Regions from separate parts of the Homo sapiens genome. Here region 1 is linked to region 2. The links are chromatin loops, found by intact Hi-C in ENCODE. Cell type or tissue: IMR-90. All regions are shown on one strand. Each heading gives the region's core, and the rest is flanking DNA. Links, peaks and the distances in the headings are about the cores only.

Evidence for each region. A loop is a pair of places that touch in the nucleus more often than their neighbours do. Peaks named below come from ENCODE experiments on the same cell type or tissue, not always from the same donor. Only the 100,000 strongest peaks of a DNase experiment are listed, where the experiment ranks them.
Region 1: a loop joins it to region 2, with 10 times the contacts of the local background. A loop is called at or near these places in 34 of 110 quality-filtered maps.

Annotation. Positions count from the first base shown.
Region 1 is chr4:80,209,597-80,219,125 of GRCh38, forward strand. No RefSeq gene overlaps it. Among named protein-coding and RNA genes, the nearest start is that of PRDM8, 17 kb to the left of the region's middle. In IMR-90, for the core only: no CTCF peak of the experiment used is centred there; DNase peaks (open chromatin) are centred at 3,725 and 4,025; H3K27ac peaks cover 812 bases.
Region 2 is chr4:79,038,513-79,048,041 of GRCh38, forward strand. The region is part of intron 2 of LINC01088 (long intergenic non-protein coding RNA 1088); the gene reads left to right. Among named protein-coding and RNA genes, the nearest start is that of LINC01088, 72 kb to the left of the region's middle. In IMR-90, for the core only: a CTCF peak has its summit at 3,760 (motif pointing right); no DNase peak of the experiment used is centred there.

The DNA.
Region 1 (9,529 bases), core at 2,648-5,147, 1.2 Mb after region 2:
TTTAGCCTCAACTTATCTTTCTCAGGTAGTCAAAATGCTCTCATACCTCTATAAGAAATCTTTTGTGACCTTGACTTACTTTAATGATCTTTTCTCATTTTTAACCAGAGGTGGGAGTAATCGCTGGTTTGATTTTGTGGTTGTTTATGTAATTACTCAGGATTTTACTCTGTGCCTCAAGCTTACAGGAGAGTCACTGAAAAAATGTTTGATACATAATATCATGTAAGCCTATAGGTTCATTCATGATATATATATATACACACACACACACACACACACACACTCCACACACACATGCACCCCACATAAAACTATATATATATATATATATATATACACAGTTATGTGTATATAACTATATATATATATTTTAGTTGGCTTAGCTGTAATAATCTTAAATTATAAATACAGCGTGTTCCTAGTGCTTAAAAATTGTAAGTCAGCCTAATGCTAAGGATGGAAAAGGCTATAAGAGGAGTTCTAGATATAATTTGCCATGCTGTAGAAAGTATGGTTACAATGCAGGAGAGAAGCTTATCCCTTTTCCTAGTTACTATGTAACAAATTGCACCTTACTTAGAAAGCTACACTGTGCTCAGTGCTTAATGAAGACAATGTTCCCTCTACAGATCAAAACGGATCCCTCACTCCAGCTCAAGCTTTTTCCTGTTTTTAAATGGATCTTTAAAAATAATGCATGACTTAAAAAATCATAAAGAACTCTAATGCTGCTAAAACATAGAGACTTGAAGAATGCATACAATATCTTGTTTTCCCAAATTATTTAGAGAATAAATTCTTTAAGTAAAAAATAAACAAGGAAGGAAGGGAGGGAGGGAGGGAGGGAGGAAGGAAGGAAGGAAGGAGAAGAGAAGAGGGACGGAGTAAAGAAAAGGAAGGAAGGATGGAAAGAAGGAAGAGAGAAATTGGGAAGAAAAATAATCATGGGATTAATTTATCTAACTTTTTGTCCCTTTACTTCTTTTCCCACAAATGTCCAGCCACCAATTCCAAATTCCTCTCATACTGTTTTTTTTTTTTTTTTGGCATTTTCTTTGGAGAAGAGCCTTACTGTGGGTTTCAGAGTAGAAATCCATAAATCAGTCCCACCGTTGACTAAGATCTCTTGTGCACACCTGCTTCGAGGATTAAAATCTGGACAGGCATACCATGATTGCACTTTTCTCTGAGGATTCATCTCTGGGTGGGTGTGTTGGTGTTATACTATTGCCTGTGCCACTTTTTCTGTGTTTTGTTATTTTTTTGTGAAGTGTGAAACTTTTTTTTTTTTTAAGCAATTGATGACTTTTTTCTCTCTCAAACAAATGAATAAAGTCCTGTTTTACACTCTGGCAAAATTTCACTGGGTCTTTGAGAAAGACAAACAGAGCCAAACAGTGACACCCAGCCCCCAAATGGATGCAAATCATGTAATTAGAAAAATTTTAGTATCCATAGTGTTCAGTTCTTCTTTAGGCTAAGAGGTCCAGCGTCAGGGCTAAGCGAAGGAGGAGGAAAGAAAATAAAGGAAATATTCCTGCAAGGTCCTTCCTAGAAAGATAAGAGTTAGCCTTCAGGAAGGAGTAAATTGACTTTTTCATTAAAATGCTTTTGTAGACAGTGCTAGTTTAACTATTTGCTTTAGCAGGGCTAGGTGGATAAATGGTGAATGCCATGAAGCTTATTTTCAGGGACATTCGATCTGCTCCCTAAATTCCATCTCAGAACCTCCCATTTTCAATCGTCTCTTACCTTTAGGCTCTCTTAGATTTCCCTGAGTTCTATCCCCTCCAACAAAGAGGTAGTATCCAAAATTGCCACCTGTGTGAATAAACAGCAAAAAAAAAAAAAAAAAAAAGTCTGAATTTACATGAAGGTATTTGCTTCTCCATTTGCTTTTTAAAGCTTAATTTCTAATTTTGGAGCAGTCTAAGTAAAGATGAAGGATCGATATGCAGAGGTACTTCTCCACCAGGGTAATAATGCCTAAAACTCCTTCCAAATCAGAGGTATTTGACTTTGAGGCTGCATCTGAAAGTATTTATTAAACCTCCAAACATGCCTAAACTTAAAGCCAGGGAGATATTTAGGAAACCTAACATTCAAAAATCTAATTCCAAGCATAGTAAAGCTAATAGCATGGTAAAACAAGTCTCATCAAGTTATATGATTGCCAGCAGCTCACATTTGAATTTCTTAAATCCTTTAAATATTCAAAATACATTTATTTATAACAACTCAGAAATAGAAACTTGGAATTTTAGATATATATATTTCTCATATATATATTTCAGATATATATATATATATATATATATATATATATATATATTCACAAGTTACTCTCTTCTCTGGGATGGGGGCTTTCCTTTGAATACATTTCAGGAGAAGAAATTTAAAGTTTAATGTACAATTTCTGAGTGCCTGTCATACTGGCTCTTTACAGCAGCCTGCTCGAAGACCCAGGCACATGGCCAAATAGAAAATCAGATAAGGATGCTAAAAAGAGGGGACCTCTGGCAATGACTTCCCCATGTTATTGACTCCATAAGAAAAGGCTCAAAAAGAAGATAATTTCCCCCAATCCTTCCATCCTCAGAAAATTTTATTATAAACCATAGATAATAAGAGCTCACAAGGAAAGAAAAAGTAATACTATCCATAGGACACTGTAGAGTTAGATCACACAGGGAGAGACCTTTCTAAATCACCAAGGTAGCTGTTAAAAATGCAGTTTCCCATAGGCACCCTCAGAGATTTGATGAATCTTATGTGGGACCTAGAATCTTGCATTTTCAGCAACCAGCACCAGATGATTTTAGAGTAGGTGGCTCTTGATCCTCACTTTTGAAACACCGAAGAGAGGTTAGAACTAGCCCTATGATGACTTAAATTAAAATGTAGGAGTACATCAGTCTAGAAAATAGCTATGTTCCAGAAATATGGACAGTAAATTGAATTATGTTGTTGTAAATACAGACTTTTAAAAAAACTTCATTTATGTTCTATCTTTGTTTCAGATTGATTTTCACATTTTACTCCTCCTTGCCCACTCAAGTTAGGGTCATTAGTAAGAACAAGAAAAATGTAATTGCATGAGCAAGTACCTATTCAAGAAAATGTTTAAGCTAAATCTTTATGGAAAATATAGTGTGCATCTACCATCACCCTCTGAGGAATTTGCTTTTTATTTTTTGGATTTTTTTTTTTTTTTGGGATGGAGGTTCACTCTTGTTGCCCAGGCTGGAGTGCAATGGTGCAAACTCAGCTTACTGCAACCTCCACCTCCCGGGTTCAAGCGATTCTCCTGCCTCAGCCTCCCAAGTAGCTGGAATTACAGGCGCCCGCCAAAACGCTGGGCTAATTTTTTGTATTTTTAGTAGAGACGGGGTTTCACCGTGTTGGCCAGGCTGGTCTTGAACTCCTGACCTCAGCTTATCCACCTGCCTTAGCCTCCCAAAGTGCTGGGAATTTTTTGGATTTTTACACATTCATTTTCTAAAATTGTTTCACAACTTATTTGTATGTGTGTGTTCACGAACCTCACCAATTCAGGCTCTGACATCAAGCTCCCAAGAGCTGTCTGAAGCTATGTTTTTCAAATGAATAATAACAGCAGAATTGAAAACTCTTGAGCTAACATTTTGCTCTCAACTCCAGCCTGCTAGTCAACTACTGCTGCTTCTCTGCCAGCTGATGACTGCACGGAGGCTGCCACTTTCTGATGGTGAGTGACTCTAGGCCTCAAGTGATTCAGACGCCACTGACTCTTGCTGCAGAAACTTTTGGTACTAGGGAAACAGACTCTTCCATTCACTTCACGTCACTTAACTTTCTACTGCAGTGTCCATTCACCTAGGACTCAGGCCTGAGTCTGAGGAGGTGGGGCCAAAGGAGCACCAGGTATAATGCAGTATTCACAATCACCCATCAGTTCTGATGTTGCTTATTATTTCCAAACACAATAAGGGCTCTTGGAATGCAACCCTTATATAAACATAGCTGTGATGATCCTGCCTTCTAGATGTGTCAGCACATGCCTGAAAGAAAGAGTAGGTGCCCTCTAATTCTGGGGCCACGGCTACACAGTTGCTAAATAAAGTCTAAAGTCCACACAGTTGCTTATAAGCACAAAGAATCCTGCTAAGAAATTAGATTAGAAGTCAGATTAAACATTTATTCTCATTCTGCCTCCACCATTCTCCAGCTGTGTAACCTTGAATGAACTAACTTCTCTAAACTCCAGTCTTCTCATCTGTAAATGAGAGAGTTAGATGAGATCAGAGATTCTCAGACTTCAGAATTTGTAATAATTACTAGGGAGAGTGGTAAATAGGCTTGGCTCTAATTTCTGGAGATTCAGAATGAGGGCAGCAGTGGCTAGGATACTGATTTTTTTTTTTTTTTAATAGGGACTCACTCTGTCACCTGGGCTAGAGGGCAATGGTGTGATCATAGCTCACTGCAGCCTCCAACTCCTGGGCTCAGGCAGTCCTCTGTCTCAGCCTCCCGAGTAGCTGGGACTACAAGTGCATGTCACTGTGCCTGGATAATTTTATTTTAAATTTGTATAGATGGGGTCTTGCTTTGTTACCTAGGCTGGTCTTGAACTCCTGGTTTCAAGCAATCTTCCGGCCTTGGCCTCCAGAAGTTCTGGGAATTACAGGAAAGAGCCACACTGCACCTGGCCTGTGATTTGCATTTTAATAAACCCTCTGGATGATTCTCTAACCACGTCTGGGAAATATTTGTCTAAATCAATGATTATTCATTGTGGTCCTATTAGAAACATTTAGAAAGTATTAAAAATATACTAGTGACTGGTCCCTCTCCAAATTAATTCATCATAATATCTGGGTATTTTGTCAGGGCATTGCTAGTGCCTCAAAAAAATCTTTGTGCATCAAGGGTCAAGAATCAGTGGATTAAATAATCTATAAGAACTTTTCTCAGCTTTTGAATTACAACTTCCAACCTAGCATTCTTGGTTCTATATCACAATACGTCGGTTATAAATGTGGAGTATGCTGTGTATGCAGACTTGCTAGTTATTATGAGCTGAATTATGCCCCTCCCCTCACCCAAGTTCATATGTTGAGGTCTTAACGCCCAACACCTTGGAATGTGACTGTATTTGGATTTAGGGCCTTTAAAATTAAGTTATTGGTTGGGTCCTAATCCAATAGGGCTGATGTCCTTATATGAAGGGTAGATTAGGACACAGATAACACAGACAGAGGGGCGACTATGTGAGGATACAGTAAGAAGGTGACCATTTGCAAGCCAAGGAGAGAGACCACGGAAGAAACCAAACCTGTCAACACTTTGTTCTTGGCCTTCTAGCCTCCGGAATTGTGAGGAAATGAATTTCTGTTGTTTAAGTCACCCAATATGTGGTATTTTGTTATGGCAGCCCTGAGAAACTAATACACTAGTCAAATAGTTCACTGAAACCTATCTTACTTTGAAGAAAATAATGTTCGTCTAATTAGTTCAGAAACAACATATCTCTAAGTATCGACATAAATACACTAAATTAAAGGCTTAACTATACAAAAATAAGTGATTTTGTAGTTTTTTCCCCCAAAGTCATGATTGAAAACAGGTTATGGAAATAAGTAATGCCTTTTAAAATATCATGATCTAACCTTGAGGATGATGTTTTAAATAAAAGGATTAAGAAAGAGCAGGACTAGAAATAATTTCAGTGCTTTTCACTACCAATAATGAATAGCAAACCCAATTTCAATTAAATCAACAAACAACTACCAAATGTTTAACGTTATCTGGTAAGATATAATGTAAATTTTAATTATGAACATATATGAAGCAGAATCTGTTATTTTAGTTTTGATGCCAGGTTTTTATAAAACCACCCTGTCTATTCCCCTCGTATATCCCAATTTCTTAAGTGTCTTCCTTAAGGTTTCCTCAATCTTAACTTTCATCGTATCTATTCAAAGTAAAAATACTAGAGATCCATTTAAAATCAGAGCCCGGGAAAGAACAAACTATTAAAGAAAAAGATATATTGCCACCTAGTGGAAGACAGGCGGAATCATCTTCTTGTAATTCAAGTTTTAAACCACAGAATGGTTAGTACAAGCAATGTTTTTAAATGGTTTTTGATAGTGTGTAATTATGCTTTGTTATTTAAAAGATGTCTTTCCTGTTTAGCTGCTAAATCACTTTTAACTTTTGAGTTATATATTTAGCAATCACTTAAAGGTATACGCTGCTGCTATATATATTGAGCAATAAAGTTGAACATAGTCTTTCTCAAAAACATTGAGCTAGAATGCTAAAAACACTTACAGGTAATTCTGAAAAATATTTACCACCCACAGAATGTCAGTAGTATGGTAAACAGCCAATGTAAACATAGCTGACCAAACATTGGTAAGTCACTTCTCTGGACCTGTTTCCTCATTTAAAACAATGGGGTTACACTATGTAATTTATAAAATATTTTCAATTCTAATATAATTAGATTAAGTAGTTATAATATACACTTATATTTATTATGTTTTAGGTCTCTGTAATAGTTAGGTGAGTGACCAAACTTGGTTTAGAAAGTAGTATTGGTGAATTATTTGGTGTGTGTCCTTGAAATAACATTTCAGCATAGAACTAAAAGAAGTTTATTAATGGGAAGGAACTTCCTATCTATTTATTTGGTTGCCAGGTTTCCAGAGTTTTTTTTTCCATGAGAGTAAGGTGACCTGGCTAATTTTAACTTCAGCAATTACACTCTATCCAGCTAAATTATCCTTGCAACTTTTATTTGAGTATAACATCGTTTATTGTTTCCTGTCCTAAACTTTTAGGAAGTTGTTATTAACTGATTTACTCTTGTTGACCTTTAACAAATACACAGGATGATATTAACTACTGGTAATTCTATAAGAGCCTTTCTTTCTATAGGCCAGGAAAGGAAAGGGGAGTTTAAAGATACTTCCCTTTTAGTTGCCCTTGGTATGTCCCAAGAATGTCACAATCCTTAATTAGTTAACCATATGATGTGCAGGACCTCTGAAAAGATTTTATTTCAGATGGTATAACGCAAGGAGCTTAAGTTATCAAATTGTTCTTGCTCCAATTGTTGGATACAATTTCCTTCTGTACAGTATTTAGAAGTGTCACCAAAAGACTTCCCTTTCAAACAGAATGAACTTAATGTGAAAATGTCAATAAGTCTAATAAAAATAAGGAAGCATGGTAAATTAGTAGGTGTCTTGAAATACTACCGAGAGGAAGTTTGCTATCAGCACTCAACTTTTAAATAATTAGTTGTGAGAAACTGCATATTATAATACATGATCATTAATAAAATAGAGTACTTAGAAAAAAATTGATATCAAACTTCTGTTTGAGGCTTTGTCCAGAGATAAGACACACAGGGAGGCTAATTATAATATTTCTAGTAACTTTTCTCACTTTTTCCTTCTATCCTATCACCACACACACACACAAAAAGAAAAGAAAACGAAAAAGACAAAAAAAGGTTAATTTTTCAGTTTACATTTATTCTGAATAAAGTTTGGAAAAATAAATTTGGAATGAAGTCCCAAATGTGAAGCTGGAAACTACCCGCCTTGTTAGAATATTTTAACTGCTTCTCTCAACTGCATTTTCTATACAAATTATATGGTCATCAGATTCAACTAGTTTGAGAAGTAAAAGTTTCCATTTATAATGTGAAATACTCTTTCTCCTGTCAGCTTGTGTAGCTGCCTCACATCACTTTCATTATCCGTGGCACCAGCCTTTTATATATTGTCTTCAAATTATTCAGGTAGGTAGCTTCAGCAATTTATATACATTTATATATATATATATATATATATATATATAAATGTATATAAACATGCAGTACCTCTTTTAAATATATATAAAATAATGCAGTACCTCTTTTAAATATATATTTATATATATTTTATATATATATAATTTGAAACAACAGTTGGATGTGACTAGAACAAATTGAAAGTAATCACACATGTCATTAGAGAAACAATTTCTGTAGGTTTCAAAACCCTCTTAGATTGACCTATGTCTTAAATTTCAACATAATTTAATATATCTGTTCCTTGAACAGATACATATGTCAACTGATTACCATTATCATTCTCTTTAAGATAGCATTATTTCCTTAAATTGTATTGGTAGCAGTACCAAATAACAAGCATAATGATGAGATGATGCCCTACCTAGTAATCTGTGTTGGTCTCTTTACTGTTGCTTATACCACAGTACCTGAAACTAGGTAATTGGTAAAGAAACGGAACTTATTTCTTACAGTTGTTGAGGCCGGGAAATCCGAGGTGGATGAGGCACATCTGGTGAGAGCTTCTTGCTGGTGGAGACTCTCTTTGGTGGGGCGTCACATGGTGAGGGGACTGAGCATGTTGATGTCCTTGCTCGGGTCTCTCTTTCTTTTCTTATAAGCCACCAGTTTCCCTATCATGATAACCCGCTAATCCATTAATCCATGAATAGATAAATCAATTCATGAAGGCAGAACCCTCATGAGTCAGTCACCGCCTCTCAGTACTGCCACATTGAAGACTGAGTCTCAACATGAGTTTTGAAGGGAACATTCAAACCATAGCATAACCTATAATTAAAATATTCCATTCCAGTTAAAGAAGGCATTCTAAGTGGAGACCTGTGGAATGGATACTTTAAAAGGTAACTTTGTTCTGACTTTATTATTTTTTTTTTCATTTTATTACTCAAATGCACATTCATTTGATACACATTTCAGGGAAGGTGAATTTAGAAAGTTAAAGGATCTTTGCCATGGTAAATGAGAAGAGATTTCTGAAGTTATACATGTTAAATTTCATGTATTTTCTGTGGCTTATAATAGTAAGAAGCTGTAGTGTAATGAAGTACTTTGGAAATGCTGCTGGTACTCAGAATTTGGAAAGTGTTAAGATGAAAAATGTCTAAGAAACATAGGCATACTAAAATGCTTTTTTTTTTCCTGGTAAAATATCAGTATGCTTAGGTATAAAATGTTTTATTAACCCTCAATTGTATTGTATGCACTTATAAACATGCATGATAATAAGCTTATTTATATTCAACCAAACATTTATTTGGCAAGCAGCCGAGGATATTCTAGTGTTCTAAAGTCAAAAAAATGCCTCAGAGATTCAAAGCCTTTTGTTTCTTTTTCAATATCCCAAAGCATAGCAATTCTTTGTCTTCTTTTTGCTGCATTCTAAAAGTATATTAATTGACAACCTACACAAGCCACCTGAAAGCTTTCTATATCTACATTAAAAGCAGATTCTTCATTTGGGAATTATATTTGATATCTTTAATATCTTTGTGTATTTGAGTGGATGTATTTGACTTCTAGGTAGACTGAGAAAAGTCACAAGTGGCAGTTTTTGTTTTGTTTGTTTTGTTTTCTTTTTAGTATAATACATTGGTGGGACAGAACTTGCTAAGTCGGAGTTCAGAATTATTGGTTAGGCAGCTAATAAAAATGATTATTCAGATATTGAGAGTCCTG
Region 2 (9,529 bases), core at 2,763-5,262:
GGTTTGAATCTCAGCTCTGCTGCTAGGTGTATGACCTTGGCCAACTTGTTTGACCTTTCTGTGCCTTGATTTCCTAATTTTTAAAATGGGGAAAAGAATAGGATTGTTCTGGGAATTAAATGACATGATAGAGAGAAAATACATAGAATAGTAAATTATTTTAATGGTGATGATTTACAATATCTTTAGTCCTTACAGCAACTCTGGCAAGTTATTTTTTTCCCTCAAATTAGGGAAAGGTACAATTTTGCACTATTAATAGATATGAGACTGAGCATCAGAGAAGTTAAAGTCTTGCCCATGAACGCAGATTTGAGATTGAAATGTAGGTATGGTTAGCTTTCATGCTGTAATTCATTTCACTAAGTTTTGCTGCCTCAATATTAGAACTATTATTATTCCTGTGAAAGGGAAACTTTAAAAAGGGAACAGTTATAGGAATACTTGAGTCCAAAATTTTCATGGAAAAATTTTTAACCTTAGTGGAACCAAATATCTTAATAGTATGCAGAAAGGAACCATTCTCTAGCCTACAAATATGTTCTTTGGGGGAAGAAGGATTAATATTATCACTGAGTCATAAGTGTAAAATTTATGCAATATGGTTAAATTGAAATTAGTTATAATTTGGAGAAATTTGGAGGAGGTTATGATCATGGATACTGCACACAAGCTGTCACACACTTTCTAGATCTAGTTTTAATTACATGCACATGGATTATCCAATCTGACTATTAAACCTGGTAAATACTACACTAAGTTCTTATTAATATACTTATTTTGCTTAATTAAAGAAGTTATGTAGATTATAAAAATATATCTCTCTTTCAAGCTATTCCTCATATTCTCAAGACTTTTATTGGCAAAATCTATTGAAGCATAAACACAGTTTCTCACATAGTTATACTCCTCTCGCTATCCAGTTGAGTGCTATGTGCGCTGTAGAGGTTTAGTAATTATTTGGTGTTTTTGGCAAGCTTATCTTTTGTACATTCTTCTTGATTCCTAAACCTTTTAGAACACCCCCAACTTGAGCTTTCAGTGCAGCAATAACGTGGATATCTCTCTGCATCTCCATGTAGCTGCAGTTTTACATTGAACATAATTTCAATGTCAGTAGACTGCATGGTCTGCTATGTCAGAAAGAGGCAAGACATAGTGAGCTTTCCTAATACCTAAAATGCTCCTGTGGTGGTAGTGGGGACCAAAATCCAATGGGATTAAGAAAGATGGGTATTAAGCAGACTGCTTATATTGATATTGGAGAGAGTCAGGTCAAGTTTCGACCTTTTCATGTGTATTACCTAGTTTGGCAATGGCCTCCCCTACTCACCCAAAACCTGAGCAGATATCCTGGGCATAATCCAGTGCTCACCCCTATTTCCACACATGCTTTTAGTAACAGGATCCTATCCCATTCCTCTAAATCTTAAATTGTTCTCCCATTCATCCCTGTCTCGTCATTCCCATTGCTATTTCAGTCTTTATAACTTTGGTCCCACAATGTTTCTCTCTCTCTCTCTCTCTTTTTATGAATGAGCATTTCCCCACATTATTAAATTTCCTTCAAAATATGATTTTTATGCTCAACATCACTAATCATTAGAGAAATGCAAATCAAAACCACAATGAGATGCCATCTCACACCAGTCAGAGTGGCTATTATTAAAAGTCAAAAAACAACAGATTCTGGCAAGGTTGCTGAGAACAATGTATGCTTATATACTGTTGGTAGGAATGTAAATTAGCTCAGCCATTGTGGAAAGCAGTTTAGTGATTTCTCAAAGAACTCAAAACAGAATTACCATTTGACACAGTAATCCCATTGCTGAATATATACCCAAAGGAATATAAATTGTTCTGCCATGGAAACACATGCATGCATATGTTCATTACAGCATTATTCACAATAGTAAAAACATAGAATTAACCTAAATGCCCATCAATGGTAGACTGGATAAAGAAAATGTGTTATATACACACCATGGAATACTGTGCAGCCATAAAAAAGAATGAGAACATGTCTTTTGCAGCAACATGGATGGAGCTGGGGGCCATTATCCTAAGCAAACTAACACAAGAACAGAAAACAAAATACTGCATGTTCCCACTTATAAGTGGGAGCTAAACATTGAGTACATATGGACACAAAGAACAGACACCGGGGCCTGCTTAAGGTTGGAGAGAGTGAGGAGTGTGAGGATTGAAAAACTACCTATTTGGTACTATGCTTATTACCTGGGTGCCAAAATAATCTGTACACCCAGCTCCCATGACACACAATTTACCTATATAATATACCTGCATGTGCATCCCCAAACCTAAATAAAAGTTCAGACAAACATGATTTTTATGTTTTTGTGTTACTTTATCATATGGTTGTGTCCGATTTAAAAATCCCTCTATTTTGGCCAGGCGCAGTGGCTCACGCCTGTAATCCCAGCATTTTGGGAGGCCGAGGTGGGTGGATCACCTGAGGTTAGGAGTTCGAGACCAGCTTGGCCAAATGGCAAAACCCTGTCTCTACTAAAAATACAAAAATTAGCTGGGTGTGGTAGGGGGCGCCTGTAATCCCAGCTACTCACGAGGCTGAGGTAGGAGAATCGCTTGAACCCGGGAGGCAGAGGTTGCAGTGAGCTGAGATCTCACCACTGCACTCCAGCCTGGGCAACAGAGTGAGACTCTGTCTCAAAAAAAAAAAAAAAGAGTACCTCTATTTTTACTTAGATTATTTCCCCTCTTGGGCTCTTATAAATAATATTTCTGTACACATTTATATTTAAAAACATCTCTGGTCATTTCCTTAGGCTAAATTTCTAGAAATACAAATTCAGGGGCATAAGATCATATTTTTTAAAATAATGAAATACTTATTCTCCCATCAAAAGTATGATAGCATCTGTCTCACTAGAGTCTTGATTATTATTATCTAAAACAATCTTGTTAATTCAGTAGATAAAAATTTTATGTTATTTTAATCAATGTTTTTGAATGCTAGTGAGATAGAACATTTTTTGCATGTGTGTGTGATTTGCATCTCTAATTTTTGTAGTTTGTGATGTTTTGAATAGACATTTTAAATTTTAATGTAGTAAAATCTATTTTTTCTCATTTTCTACTGGTTTTATATTGATAAAACAGTTACATAAGTTAAATATTTATCTTTATTTTCTTCCTATTTTATAGTATTTAAAAAACCCAAAATATTTAACTCTTTATCTAAAATACATTTTGGTGCACCTTGTAAAATGAGCATTCAAAATTAAATTGGATAAATTTAATTTTTTCAAATAGGTAATAGTTTTCCAATTGTTAATTTTTACACAGGTTCTTGACTAGTTTCAAATACTGAGGTTTTAAATTTCATTTTTATATTTGATAGACTGAGTGCTCCTTCATTAATTTTTTTTCCAAAATATCTTTGTGTGTGTGTTGATTTTTCATCCAGAGAAATTTTAGAATAATGTTATCTACCTTCTTCCAAAATGTTACATTGGAAAAAATCGACATATTTAAGTATTTTGTGTTTCTTCATTTAGTCAGATCTTATTTTACATTTTTTTCAGTAGTCTATTTTTAGTCAGATAAGTTCCATACATATTTTTGTCATGGTTATTCATAGGCATTTTGTATAGATTGCTACTCTGAATAAGATATTTTATTCTACTGTATTTTCTAGCTCAATTTACTGGGATACATCTTTAAAATAGTTTTTCATAGTCATTTTTAATAGTTCCCACTGTTAATTTCAGCACCAGAGGGAGCTGTAGGGTAGTGGAAAAAGCCCTCATCATTGAGAAGGCCTGAATCTGAGTCCAGGCTCTGCAAATTATTTCCCATGTAGCCTTGGCCAAATTATCTATGAAATGGGAGAATTCTTCCTGCCTCTCACAGGGTGTTGGGAAAATCCACTCAGAAGAGTAGGCACTCTTATTATACAATGTGGGCAGCTGATTAATTTACCTAGGTGTGAGGCAGAACTTAACAGGCAGTAGTTTTTATCTGGAGATGGGGAAAAAGAAAAAGCATTAGTAGCATTTCCAGGATTTGATATTAAAGTCAATATCAGCTTCTCATTTTATGCATTATAAATATCACCTGAAATTGGATGACAGATCATTAGAATGGTATTGCGGGACAAACAGTGACTGGGAAGCCAGGGAACATGAGTCCTGGTCCCCACGGTGCCACTCTGTTGGGTGATCCTGCACCATTCAGTCTTTTGGGACCTCAGTTTGCTAATATGTAAAATAAAAATTCAAATGTAAGTCAAGACGCATAAACTAATTCAAGATTGTTTCCACAAATAAAATTAGTGTACTCAGTGGAATACATGACTTATTCTGGACATGCTTTATGATTTTCTGGATTGGTTTCCAGTGTCCTGGTGTAGACTTATGATACCTGATTTGGATGGGTTTCTTGCACTGCCTAAAGTTATCGTAATTGACAGGTTAACAAACGTGAATCTTTCAGGATTTTTTTTTAAAAAATAAATAAAACGATGGTGAAAGCACTACAGTTTTTCTATTTCAAATATATACATGTATTTAAAAATTCTCAAGCTATTATGTCTTTTAGACTATGAAAGCATCAGCAGACCCTTAACTAGAGCTTTGTGAGGGGCAGCGCTGCAATCCAATGAATAATATCTATGAATCCAGGATCACGTTGGATATTATCACTCATTACCATTGTGAGAAAAGGATGATTAAACTAATAGTTACTCGGAGACACTTCTGATGACAGGAGGCTATGATGAAAATAAACTGGCTTCAATATACATTTAGAACCGGTAATAATGGGATGTGGCAGGAAGCCAATAAATGAACATGGCCCTCCGCTCTGATCAATGAATTACTTTCCCTTCTCTTTCCCTGCTCTTGAGGGCAGCACAGGAACCTTAATGAAAAATCAATAACCCTCTGTAATTCAGAAATGGAATCAATCGTTTGACCTGACTTTTTCTTTTTCCTTGCTAAGAGAATGCTTAGCTCAAGATAGAATTCAGTTGTAAAGAGCTGTTCTTCAAAAAGCCTACAGAAGACACCTGATATCAGTCCACAACAATTTATACCTGCGATGGGTAGGACTTTTCTTCCTTGCCATCTTAAGGAGTAATGAGTCTTACGTTTATTTTCCCCCACAGTTCTTCCTCATAATCCCTATCTTAAAAATTATATGCAACCATTAGTTGTTTTGTTTTTTTAATGGTTCTTGTGGCAGTTACTGCTATCAGTGCTGCAGATGCTTTAAAACATAGGTTGATAGCTGTGGATGCTGTCTTTAAACCCATCTGGGATCAAATGGGAATCAATTTTTCCACAGATCTCTCTGCATACTTCCTCTAGCATCTGTTAACTATTAAATTTGTGCTCAAAACAAGCCAGGGCCCACGTGCCCTTGACCTAAAGGCAATTAGGACAGGCTGAAAGGTAATTAGGATGTAGGTTTAAAAATAGTGTTTTCAGGTTTTTATTGAAAATCTCTTATGACATAGGACGAGTTCTCAGGGCCCCTACTATATCACATGCTGTGGTGTACTGGTGAATCTTCGGCATCTGGCTTTCTTAGTGGGTGTGGCCCTAATTTGCAGGTTTTGCTGATTTCCATGGTGCTAATAGTACCACTATGGCTGATTTCAAACCACTATTGTGACTGTCACTGAACATGGAGTTGGGAGGAGACAACACAATGTACTCAGCTTGTGAGCTGGCCCTAGTATACCACAGTTGGCCATTTGGCACCTTTGCACAAATTAGAAAACAAACTCCCTTCTGTGTGGACACCACATGACTTGATGAGTGGTATGGGGGAATAGATTTTAATCCCCACTTTGCCTCCTGGCCAAGCGTTATTGTGCAGTATTTTAATCTGCAGAAGCACATGTGAACTCTGGGAGTAACTTGGGGCCCATAAATCCTTAAGGGCTCATGGATGGACTTCAGAGAATCTGCAACTTCCTGTACAGTCAGCTGTGTGTGTATGTGTGTATGTGTGTGCATGAGCCTTTATCTGGGGAGAGGATTAATGACTTTTAACAGATTTTCAAAAGGATCCCTAATTTAAAAATTTAAATCCTTGAAAATTCTGGTTACGTTGGTAGAAATCTGGGGACTTTGAGACTACATTTAAATGCAATTCAAGGGATATAAAGCCACAAGACCTAGTAAGAGTCTTGATTTTGCAGCTTTCTAGGAAAAAAGGGCACAATTTTGAAATTGGAGGCAAAAATGAAATTTTGATAAGCCTGGGCATTTTTGAATACCTCATAGATACATGCATGTTTACATTCCGTATAATGATGCAGTCAGAAGGCAACAGGATTTAGTATTCTTGCCTTCACTATATGCTAATCCCAGCAACATGCATTAAGAAAATAGGGAATTATTCATCCCTTTTTGTCCTTTATAATGCAGAGCACTTCAAAAATTTCCAACTCCTTTTCTGTCTTTTTCCCAGGGCTAGGCTTACACCCAATTTATGGTCATCTTGCTCATGCTCATCCTGCACAATTTCTAGCATTTGGAGAATGTTTCTCATGGTAGCATCTAATGCCTGTGGCTGCTGAGAGAAAGCAGCGATGAGGGGAAGACACTGACCTCTGTTTGGGTGAGTATTTTAGTGTAAACCAGAGAGTTACCATCTAAGAGTATCACGTAGCTATATAGGCTTAAAACATTCATTTCTGGAGCGTTTTATATCATATTTTTCATTTAATCACCCAATGTCAAGTCTAATAACGTAGGTCTCTTTATCACCATTTTGTGGAGATTTAGAAACCGAGATTCAGAGGCATGAGAACATGTGCAAGGGAATCAAAAATTAGAAACTTAGTCAGGCCCCAAACCCAGCTCTTCTGAAATCTCGTCCAAGGCTCCTTCCAGTACTCCCACTGTCGCACTGTTGTGGTGCCCCTGCTTGTTCCAGTGGTTGAAGGTTCAAGCAAGCATGAGTGCCAGCCCAATCACGGGTACACTGAGGGTAAACCTCAGGACTGCTGTCTGGAGTGTAGTTATTTTAATATTTCTAATGACAATTCTGAAGGCAACAAGGGCTTTGGAGCCCAACAAACCTGTGGTGGAATCCTGACTCTGCCATTTCCTGGTTCTGTAACCTCTGTCAGTCTCAATTTTATTTTCTGTAAAATGGGGGTAACAGCACTTCCTTCAGGATTTTGTGAATATTAATGTACATAAAGCACTTATACCATGCCTGAAAGGTCCACAGTAAGTATTCCCTAAATGATAACTATATTAATTCTTAGTACTATACTCAACATTCTGATATATTTACCACAGTGAAAACCAACACTACTTCATCTAGAAGTTGAAGGTCATAATTTATTGGAAGACTTTATTTGAAAACACCTGCACCAATATAAATGTAAAAGGTTCCAAATAGGGTCACATGGATAAAGTCTTTGTTTCTACTCTTTAAAACACCCGACGCAGCTACCCCAAAGGAGCCTAATGTAACAAAGAAAAAAGAAAATAATTAAAACAAACCCTCTGCTCCTTCAAACCTCAGCACTCTCAGGCATCTGTGCTAAAGCTTCTAATGGTCTTGATTTCCTGGTCTGCCTAAGTCCAAAAAACAATGACTGATGTTTCTGTTATTTGTGTGGTCTGCTTCTCTGAGTTTACACTGAATGATGTGTTGTTCCCCGCTATTTCTGTTCCCAGTCAGCATTACTGCTGAGTTTCAATTACTTTATCTCATCACAAACACTCTGCCACTACTGTCAGCGTTAGTCTATTCTTCCCATCGTGTATATATTTTTTTTTCCCATGGATGTGTGGAAGATTTCTCTTCTGGTGGACAGATCCCTTCTGCTTCTGTGCCTGCTGCTTCTGCTGTGTGGTCTGTTTGATGAATGTCTGGACTGCTGGCAAGAAGGCAGGCTGCACTCCTTGGCATGAAGCTGAGCGCACTCACTGTGGCAAAGTGACCATGCATTACCACACTTGCATTTTAGGTTTCCAGGTATCTTATTCCTTGACATCTTCTTAACTCCAAGCAGAGAGGAGTATTGATTGAAATGTTTAGGATTCTGGGGCAGATGGATACATTCATGAAAGGGAGGCCCTGAGAGCTGGCACAGACAGACCAAAAATGCAGTCATTTCTCCTCTACCTAGCTCCTCTCATAGTGGGTTCAGTTGGCATCAAACACCCCTCTTTCCTCCTTTTCTCCAAAAAGACCTGTTCTGGTTTTCAGAAAGACTTGCTTTCATTCCTCAAGAACATTTTTCAAATTTCCCCATTGTGTTACAGAGGCAGTATCCCTCCCTCCCTCCCTCCCTCCCTCCCTCCCTCCCTCCCTTCCTTCCTTCCTTCCTTCTTTCCTCTTTTTCCTTCCTTGATTCCTTTCCTTCCTCCTACCCTCCCTCCTTTTCTCCTTTCATTCCTTCATTCGTTCTTTCTTTGTATTATCTTTATCTGTAACTTTTAGTTCAAAAGCATGGACTTTGGAACCAGACAACCTGAACTGAATTCCAACAACCCCACCTAACAGCTGTATATCATATGGCAGGTTATTTACCCTCTCTGTGTCTCAGTTTACTGATCTGTAAAATTTGGGTAATAATAGGGTTAATTCTTAGGGTATTCTTATGATTCAGTGAGTTAATATATGTGTAATTATTGCATAGTGAGTTGTGTTGGCTATTATTCACTCATTTATACACTTACTTATTTTATAATCCACACCCATATCACATTGACTGAAGACATTTTAGGATTCACTGTGTTAGCTTTTAAATTTAGAAATGAGAAATATAAATGCAATGCATTAAAAAAATTCTGTGTACATTCACCCCATAAAAATGTAGAAAAAAATAAATAAAAAATATTTAAAGAAAAAGGCATTTTCCAGAACATGCTTTGGTGTTGACATTTCTAAGAGCAAGAAAGCACAATTATCCAACTCTGAATACTGTTGGCTTTGGTTGCATGCACCAGATTAAAATGTGTAGGTAACTAAATACAACCGTAGGTTTTCATTGCAATCTGCTATGTGTATTTTTTGGGTTTTAGTCCCAGCTGTTCAATGTATATTTAGTTAAGTAATGTAGCTATGTAAGAACAAGTGTTATGCCTATTTATAAAGGCACATTGTTTTAATTGACTGCACATGTATGTTTTATTTTACTCTGGGTAGAAAGTACCCAGACTCAAGCCCATTCTGCATGGCTACCTCCAGAATATGTGAGCACACTGGAAGGCAGAAAGTTGATTTTCTCCCATGCTTCCAAAGACAAAGGCCTTGGGATGATCTTGGACATTGTTTTTCTAGTGATATTTGTTTTTGTATACAATCATGTAGGTCTTCCTGGAGTTCTGATCACAGCTTTTTTGCATTCCACATAGTGGATACCCACATGTAGGAGCTTTAAATATGTTGTGAAAAAATTGTTTGATGATATTTCTCTATCTTGAACTTATTAACACATCAGAATCCCACCTGTAAAGTGCAGAGAGTATACCTATACTTCCTGCCTCACCAAGATTTTTTAAGCTCCTTCAAC